Regions from separate parts of the Homo sapiens genome. Here region 2 is linked to region 1. Evidence: read pairs that join two places in POLR2A ChIA-PET (ENCODE). Cell type or tissue: B cell. All regions are shown on one strand. Each heading gives the region's core, and the rest is flanking DNA. Links, peaks and the distances in the headings are about the cores only.

Evidence for each region. ChIA-PET counts read pairs that join two places held together with the same protein. Peaks named below come from ENCODE experiments on the same cell type or tissue, not always from the same donor. Only the 100,000 strongest peaks of a DNase experiment are listed, where the experiment ranks them.
Region 2: POLR2A ChIA-PET joins it to region 1 with 5 read pairs; 10 of 35 experiments call an interaction of 5 or more read pairs at or near these places.

Annotation. Positions count from the first base shown.
Region 1 is chrX:40,085,097-40,089,483 of GRCh38, reverse strand. The region is part of intron 1 of BCOR (BCL6 corepressor); the gene reads left to right. Among named protein-coding and RNA genes, the nearest start is that of BCOR, 11 kb to the left of the region's middle. In B cell, for the core only: no CTCF peak of the experiment used is centred there; no DNase peak of the experiment used is centred there.
Region 2 is chrX:39,826,051-39,830,437 of GRCh38, reverse strand. No RefSeq gene overlaps it. Among named protein-coding and RNA genes, the nearest start is that of MIR1587, 9.3 kb to the left of the region's middle. RefSeq lists enhancers at 1,826-2,325, 2,326-2,827. In B cell, for the core only: no CTCF peak of the experiment used is centred there; a DNase peak (open chromatin) is centred at 2,277; H3K27me3 peaks cover 3,204 bases.

The sequences.
Region 1 (4,387 bases), core at 150-4,149:
CATAGGTGTTAAACACTCTTTGCCTCGTTCTTGGGTACATAAGGCCTAAGGAAGCTTTTCAGAGGAGACAGTATGTGAAAATCAGGATTTCAAATGGCACAATTAGACCAATAATTGGCTCCTCTCCGCAACTCCAGGACTGAGTTTGACCGTGGCCCATTTTTTACTAGCTGTGTGACCTTGGGGGCAAGTTATTTATGGCCTTTGAGCCCCAGTAAGTTTTTTCATTTGTAAGACTGGGAATAATTATCCACCTTTAGGATCTAAATAGAATGCTTGGCACATAGTAGGCCCCAAGGATGAATAATTGCTTTGAATGACTTGTCATGTTCCTATAGGTTGCTCCTCCATTCCCTGCTGCCCCTGAGACCCCCTGAGACTTGCTAGGCCTGTGTCCTGGGACCCAAGGATGCAGATTAAATCTCCCCTACGAGGGTATTCTAGGTCCACCTTCCTGGGTTCCCCTTTCCCTTTGTTACCGTAGTTTGCATTCTGCCTTTTAAAGGATTCCATATGAAAAGACTTGCTTCTCCCCTCCACCCCCAAGTGGGATCATTATATGGTTAGGAACTCATTTCAGAACCGTCATCTAGGTACCCTTCGGCAAGGCTTCCTGGCATTATTTCAGGGGGGAACCACGGTGCCTAGAGGGGCAAGACCTGGTTGGAAGAGGTGAGAGGGGGTGGCCTGGTGCAGAGGCCAGAGGTGCTGTGGTTTGTTTGATAGGGATTAAGTCCGGATGTTATGAGGGCTCAATGTGGTTTTCAATAAAGTCTGCCAGGGATTGCTTCTTTTATATCAATATGTATTTAAAAAAATTACTAGCATGAGAAGAAAACCAGACCTGTATGGATCCAGGCTGGTAGTAAGCTACTGTGATCAGGTTTCCTACTCGACTCCCAGAGGGGAAGTCAGTGTTTGATTGAAGCTACACTTGGTTCTTGACTCTCAGGGGATGCCTGCTCTGAAACAGGAGCCCTCCCTCCCTTTCTCTCCTCCTCTCCCCCTCCTCCTCCCTCTTTTTCCCTTCTTCCCCTAAAAGCCTTTGTGCTGAAAGAGCTTCAGTAGGCACGAATCCCTGGTCCCTCTCTAAAGAATGCCTTACAGCCTTTGCTGACATTGTTTTGTGAACAGTGGGTTTTACCAGGCCAGCAGTTTCCCCCCGATTTTAGCGCACGATTTTAAAGGTAGTGTATGGACAAGATGCGCCTTACTGCAGTGATTGCCTCAGTGTGTAGCCTGGGCTGGGGCTTGGAATCTAGAGACGCCTTAACCTTTGCCCTAGGGGCCCTCCTGGAGTGGGGGGTGAAGGTGGGGAGCTCGAGGACTGATTGTTTTCGAGGATCTGTTTGTTTTGTCCAGCCACCGAGGCTGAAGGTGGAGTTGGGCAAGTCTGAGTGTATGTTCCAGCTTTGGGTCTGATTTTAAACTTGGTTTAATTGGAGAAACTCCTAGGCATTTAACAGTTCTGTACAAATGCAAACTTGAAATAGCTCGAGGCCTACGTCATTTAGGAAAGAATAAATGAAGTACAGAAATGTCCAAACTATGTAAATCCTAGCGTTGTCTGCCCTCCCATAAACACATGACAAGTGCCAAGGCATTTCCAGTCAAAACACCCATGGAAGCAGCAGCCTCCATCCTTTGTATTTATTATTTTATTAACAGCATTTTACACAGCATTTAACAAGCACAGCGTGCCTGCTTTGCACCAGGACTCTAAGCAGGCGAAAGGGTGGAAAATGGATGGAGGTGGGGGAGGAGTGGTTGCTAGAGGACATCAACTAGAGAAATCTCATCAGATGGGTAGGGAAAGCAGCACCGGGGGTTTATTTCTACTGGCCACAAGGAAGACAGACATAGTGCTTTGGAGGAAGAAATCCTCTCTCCCATCCCAGGAGGAAAGTTGTACAGCTGTGATATGTCTGGTCTCAGCTTTGATTCCAGAGGGTAAAACAGGGTATGTTTCATGATACTCTGCCCATCGGTTATTGGTGATTTTCAAAGAATAAGTATTTGTCTGCTATCGTTATTCTATATCCTGGTGGAAAGTTTATAACGAAAAGTAATGCCTTTCTTAAGTCATAAAATGAGCCTTGTATGCTTATTTAATTAAAATCTATTTAAGGACCGATTAGGCGTGTAATTTGCACTAATAATGACGATTATGGAAATGTTCAACTTAACCAAAAATCATAAAGGAGACATTTTGATCAGTGGGGCGGCCAGTAAGTATTTAGTGAGTTGGGCAATTTCCGAAAGACAGGAGGCATTCCGCTGAGGGCTGCAGAAAGCACAGACCTGTCTGGCCTCTGTGACATGGCATGGAGAGGGGCAGACCTCCCTGTCCCGGCCCCGGCCCCAGCCCGGCCAGACCCCACTTTGCTGAGCATGGAAACCAACCCTGCGAGTCTCCACAACCTTTATTCTCGTGATGCTTCCTCGAGCTTCCAGAAGGAGTAAACTCTCGGAGAGGGCTGATGAGCCACACGGAAATCTCTGCGAAATGGCGGTGCTCTTTTGCTTTAACAAACAGCGCTGACAAACGCATGCTTCCTTGGCTAGCCTTGGCTGGATCCCGGAGGGGTAGGGGGAGAAGGGGTCCCTTGTTCCGGAGAAACCTGCCAGCTGCTGGGCTTGGTGTGAAGGCAGCAAAGGCAGACACAATGCTGCTGTTGTTGGTTTGATCTCTAACTGTGGATTGTTAGTCTGGCTTTAACTATGTGGTAAGGGGGGAATGTGAAGGCTGTTTACAGCGAGTGCAAATAATGTGACAGCTGTTGGCGCGCGAGCAGCGCTGCGCCTCCTCAGCACTTACACAAAGCGCGCACTATGCAGGCCCATGGACGAGCTGCAGAGGTGGCGGCCAGTTTCTGGCCAGCGCATCCCCAGATGAGAGAAAGCTCCACGGCACACCCGCCCTCCATCCCCAACACACATCTTTATGACTTCCCAGGATTGGGGTGGGGTGCAGGATGGTTTGTATGTTGTGGTTTAGGGAACTTGTGGTGAGGCAGAGGTGGCGGGAGAAGGCCCACGGGGCCGTGAGTGTCACCGTGTTGGTGGGGTTTGGCCAGGATCCGTTGAACTGGGTCCTCAGCTGTTTATGGCTGAGTTTTTAAGATTTGTGAAAATAACTTTCAGCCCTAAGTAAGCTTGTTGGAAAGAATGTGTTATTAACTGAAAGCTTTCTGGAAATTGCAGAGGCTCTGAAGGCCGTTGTTCCCCTCTGAAATGGCCCTGTTATTCAGACAAGTTAGAGACAGGCGGGTGCTGTGTTCTGTGCACTCGACACTGTTTCCAGCTTGGAAATGCAAGTGTGCAGGTTCAGTACCCTAAGGGGGGTGTATTTTGGGGGGAAGGGAGGACAGATTGGCTTTTGATTACCCACATCCCTTAACCTTTTCTTCCAAGCCTTCCCGTTTTCAAGAGCACATTTGCCTTCAACTGCAGCACGCAAAGGTGCCGTCCTGAAGCCTGCCCACAGCACCACCTACTCTGACTTCATCAACTAGATGCCCACAGCAACAGGCTTTCTTTGAGTTCCTGGTACCCCGCCAGGCCCTGCAGAGAGGCGCCAGGGTGGGAGGGAGAGCAGTTGGTGGTGGCAGTTACCCACTAGGCCAGTCCTGGAGGTTCATGGCTGGCCCAAGCAGGTGGACTTAGGATGGCCAAGAATGTGGACCTGCCTCTGGACCGTCCTGGGGCAAGCTGGGTGTAAAAATTCACTCCTCTCCCCCATGAGTCCCAAGGTTGAAGCCTTCCAAGCCCTGGCACCTGCCTGGTCCTCCTTGGGTTTTGGAAGATCATTTAGGGCTGACTTTGGTCTCTGGGTGTACAGCCTACAGGATATCTGCAAATCTACTTCATTCTCTCCTGTCCCCCCCACCCTCAGCACCTCCCCTCCCTAAGTCTACTCTCTAAGTTTTAACATGGACTTCTACATCTAGTTGGGTTTCCGATGGGGAGCTGGGAGATGCTTCTGGAGTGAGACATGAACTTCGGTGCCAGTTCTATAAATTGGTCTCTTTTTATGACGTGTGCCATTTTCTGTAGGAATGTTGCTTGCAAAACGAGTTTCGCCTTGGAGGAAAGGCGGAAAGATAAACAAGCCTGCAACGCCAAAACACTGGCAGTCTTTCCCTCCTTCCAGCTCTCTTAAAGCAGCCGGGCTGTATTTCCAGGATTAGACTTGTGCATGTGAGGAGGGACTCGCGTTGGCTTTTTTTCCCCCAAGCAAATGCAAATTAGAGAAAAATAATTTTCTTTCAACGATATGCAATGTATTAGTCACTTGTTATCGTGCTCCGAGGCAGGCCTCATTTGCGCGTCTGCCAGCTCGCTCACATCTGCTCAGCGCTGTTCGGGGCATTTTAACCTTGGCGGT
Region 2 (4,387 bases), core at 154-4,153, 260 kb after region 1:
GGAGCTCTAAACATCCTCTATCAGGAGGCCTCTCTCCCTCACCCCCGCTCCTCTGGCCCTAGTCAATTTGGGGGCTGCCTTAAAGGTTAGAGCTTGCTCTGGCCTCAGCCCATATCCCCAAGTCTCCTCTGAAAGTCCTCAATATTCCGTACTGCTCAAATGATTCCCCTCACTATACTGAAGGAGGCTCTACAGCAAGCCTAAGAGAGGTGTACCCAAACCAGCATGGGTTCAGTGGGAAGGGATGGCTTGGAAGAAAGGACTTTGGACCTGTTGGAAGCTCCTGGCAGACTGTCTGCAAAACTGGTTGCCAGCAATTTCTCCCATCCCTGTGTATGCATGCCACTCTCCTCATCAAAAAGAAGCAAGAATCTGTTTCCCCTCCCCTTGAGCCCAGGCTGGCCTTGTGACTTGGTCTGGCCAAGAGAATGCAATGGAAGTGTTCCCATGTGACTTCTGAGTCTAGGACTTAAGAGACCTGGCAGCATCTGTCTTTGCTTTCTCGAATAGAACTGCCATGTAAAAAGCCTGGGCTACGCTACTGAAGAGAGAGGCCGAGGGGAAGAGAACACGAGCAACTCAGTCAATAGGTAACACCAACTGCCAAAAATGTGAATGAGGCCATCTGGGATGCCCCATACTCTGTCAAACTCCTAGCTGACTGCAGTTGCATGGCTCCAGCTGCCACGTGGAACAGAAGAACCATCCAGCTGAGCCAAACTGACCCTGTAGAATTGTGAGAAAAAGAATCAATTGTTAAGCTGAGTGTGGTGGCTCATGCCTGTAGTCCCATCTACTTGGGAGGCTGAGGTGGGAGGACCACTTGAGCACAGGAATTGGAGGCTGCAGTGAGCTATAATCACACTGTTGTTTTAAACCATTAAGTTTTGGTGGTACTTCTTAGGCAGGAGTAGAAAAGCAAAACACAGTTATTTCAAATATTTGAAGGGTCATTGGTGGAAGAGAAATGAGCCTTGTTTTTGCAGGCCCCAGGGTGAATAGCAAGAGAGCTGCACCTTTTGGCTCAGTACAGGTAGGAACTCTAAGACATTCAGATCCATCTAAGAAGGGGACCATGTATGACTTTGTAACACTCCCTGCAGAGCATGAAGAAAAAGATGGTGGCTGCTTGTTGGTGTCTGGAGGGGAACCCAGGGGACCAAATACTTGACATACAGTCCTGCCTTGAGCTTCTTTGGTTCTTTGTCATCTTCCACATTCATTACATCCACTTCCCCCAAAGGGAACTCTTCACTTTAACCACAAGACCCTGCTGGAAGACATTCCTCCTCTTGTTCCATCTCTGTGGGCTTTTGTCAGCCTAGGCATTTTTCAAAATCACATGCCACATCCTTCAGAAAGCTTTTGGGGGTGGGAATATCAGAGGAGGGCTAGGAAAAAAAAATTTTTCTTGTGACCTTGGCTTCTTTGGAACATATGACCCTTACATAGTCTGCAGTACCTAGATTGCAAGCACTCTGAAGAGAGAGACTATTTTATTCATTTCTGTATGGCCCAGTGCCCAGCACAGGGCTGATGGTCCAGGCATGATCTGGGTTTGGGCTGAGTCAGGCGAATCACACACCTGCAGGCTGGATCTTACCTCCCTTGCTGTACCAGGCAGGGCTCAGCAGCTCCCAAGGGGATCAATCCATCCCTGTATGTGCTTGGAACAGGGAGGTGAGGATAGGGCAACTCCATGAGGGACCTCCTGAACTCAGCAGGCTGTGGCTGGCTTGTCATGCCTGTTCTTTCCTTCTTTCTTTTCTTTTTTTTTCTTTTCTTTCTTTTTTTTTGAGATGGAGTTTCGCTCTATCACCCAGGCCAGAGTGCAGTTGCGCAATCTCGGATCACTGCAACCTCTGCCTCCCTGGTTCAAGTGATTCTTGTGTCTCAGCCTCCCAAGTAGCTGGGATTACAGGCACCCACCACCACGCCCAGCTAATTTTTGTATTTTTAGTAGAGACCAGGTTTCACCATGTTGGCCAGGCTGGTCTCGAACTCCTGACCTCAAGTGATCTGCTTGCCTCGGCCTCCCAAAGTGCTGGGATTACAGGCGTGAGCCACCGCACCCGGCCTGCCGTGCCTGTTCTTGATGTCCGTGGACCCCAGGAGTGTTCGGGGGGCCTCTGTCAAGCTTGCTGTGGAGCTCAGAGAATCTTCTTTGGAGAAGCAAGATGTGTGTGCATACACACACACACACACCACACACTCAGCACTCAAGCGCGGAGACTGCCTCAGGGGAGACAGTGTCTGCAGGAACCAGACTCCACAGCCTCCCCAGGGACTCGTCATCGCGTCTCTCATCAGGCGTGTCACTTGTCAGGCGCGGCTCTAGCTCAGCGCAACTCACCCCCTCACTCACGCTGCAGGAAGGGCCTCTGAGGGGAGTGGGCTCTGCGGAATTTCCAGGCAGGCGTTGCTTGTCTTGTCTTTGGCAATTTCTTGGCCTGGCCCCAGAAACCCTAATGAGCCATGGGTATGAAAAACGGCCACCAAGGTGGTTATCGGAGGTGCCCATGAAGGGATTTGGGTGTCATTCAGTGTAAGTTTCGGCAATTCCTGGAGAGTAGCACGTTTGAGCCGGACTTGCTCTTCCCTTTTTGTACAAAGGAAAGGAAGAAAAAAGAAAAAGGATCTAGGGTCAGTCAGGCAGAGGTGGGGAGGGGGCAGGTGTGGGGAAGGTTGCCTGGGGGCAAGCAGCCAGGCAATGGCCTTTAGCTTCCAGGGGCCTCAGTCCTGCTCCAAGGAGTCTCTATAGAAGGGGAGCCCCTATAACCACTTCTGGTTTGTGAACCTCTCATCCTAACTCAATAGGAACCTTGTCTTTCTTCCCCGAGCGATTCTACTCCTCCAGCTCCCACGCTGCAATCCCTGCCACAGCTCAGAGCTGCCGAGGCTGTGGCCCAGTCTTTACAGTCAGTCTCTCTGGGTATCTCTGTCTCTATTGTCTCTGGGGGAAAGGCCTGGATCTAAGCACGCACACACTTCTCAATTAGAAATGTAGTGAGCATCTGCCAGATGTAAGCACTGAGTTCTAGAATGTCTCTAGAAAGAGACAGAGCAAATGCATGAACACACGCTGGGCCAGACTGTGCAGCAACACGCTGAGCTGTGATGTGGCATCTGGCGTGACATGTTCTTCCCAGGCCCCCAACCCAGCCAGTCGAAGCCCCTAACCCCTGCCCCATCCTTTTGATTCCTCTGCTCCCTGGCCTGGCCCTGTGTACTCAGGAGTCTCTGGCCATGCATGAGGAGCCATTCCTCAGTCAGCCACAGGGTTAGACCCAGTGAGGGGTGTTTTGGGGCCGGCTCCAGCGCACAAGAGCCCAGCCAACTGTGCACAGCTCTTCCTACCTCTGTGTTCAGTGATGACAAGTCTGAAGCTTGGAATTGGCTAGAGTAGGAGGGTTTGCTCTATGGAAATTGGCAAAAACTAGAAATTAGGACTTTCCCCCAGAGAGCCAGTTAAACATTTACCAGCATTATCACTGGTTAGATCCCACAGCGCGCAGCTGAGGGGGCACTGCCAATGACCGCATCCTCTCCCCAAGGGGGCTGAGACTGCACCTTCGTCGTGAACAGGTGCAGGTACAGGCACAGGTCAAGCAGACCTCGAGTGGGCCCCTCTGCTCACCACCAAAAACCTTCTCCAGAGGCAGTCTGGTAGGACTGTTTACCTAAGCAGTCCTCAGGTATTCCAACCCCCTGGCTGCAAACATTAGTTTTCAGGCTTTTGAGCTGAGACCACAAATCACTTTGCAAGCAGAGAAAAAGTCTACTTTTTGCCTTGGGCATCTTGGACAGGAAGTCAGGCTGTGGCAAAGAAGAGCATCAAACATCAGGGGCACCAGATCATCACGGGAATCAGATGATCACCATAGCTGTGGAAATGAAGTTTCCTGGTGAATCCACGTCATTTGCCTAAGATCACTCAGGTGCTGACCAAAGCCCCCATTTTGGAATCCTAATCTGTTTACCCTCAATCCAATGCTTGCCTGGTCACAGTGTGGCAGGCAGGTTCCTCGGCACAGGTAAATCCTGGCACCTGTGTGTGCCTACATGTCCCAAAGCCACAGAGATGGAAAAAGTAAGGCCTGGAGGACTCTTGAGATGACGTGCTCCAGTCCACCTCATTTGCTTGGCCACTGTCTCCAGGACAACTTTGTTCCAACCAGTCCCTAAAGGGTCACAGTGCAGGAGTTGAGCAGCTGAGTTTTGGAGTCAGGCATGCCTAGGCCTGATTTTGAATTCCATCAAGCCCTGATGGTATGACCTTGTGCAAGTAATTTGTCCTCTCTGAGCCCCTGTTCTCATCTGTCAAGTGAAGATAATAATGGTGCCTACCTTATGGGACTGCTGGGAGGGTTAGTGAGACAATGTATGG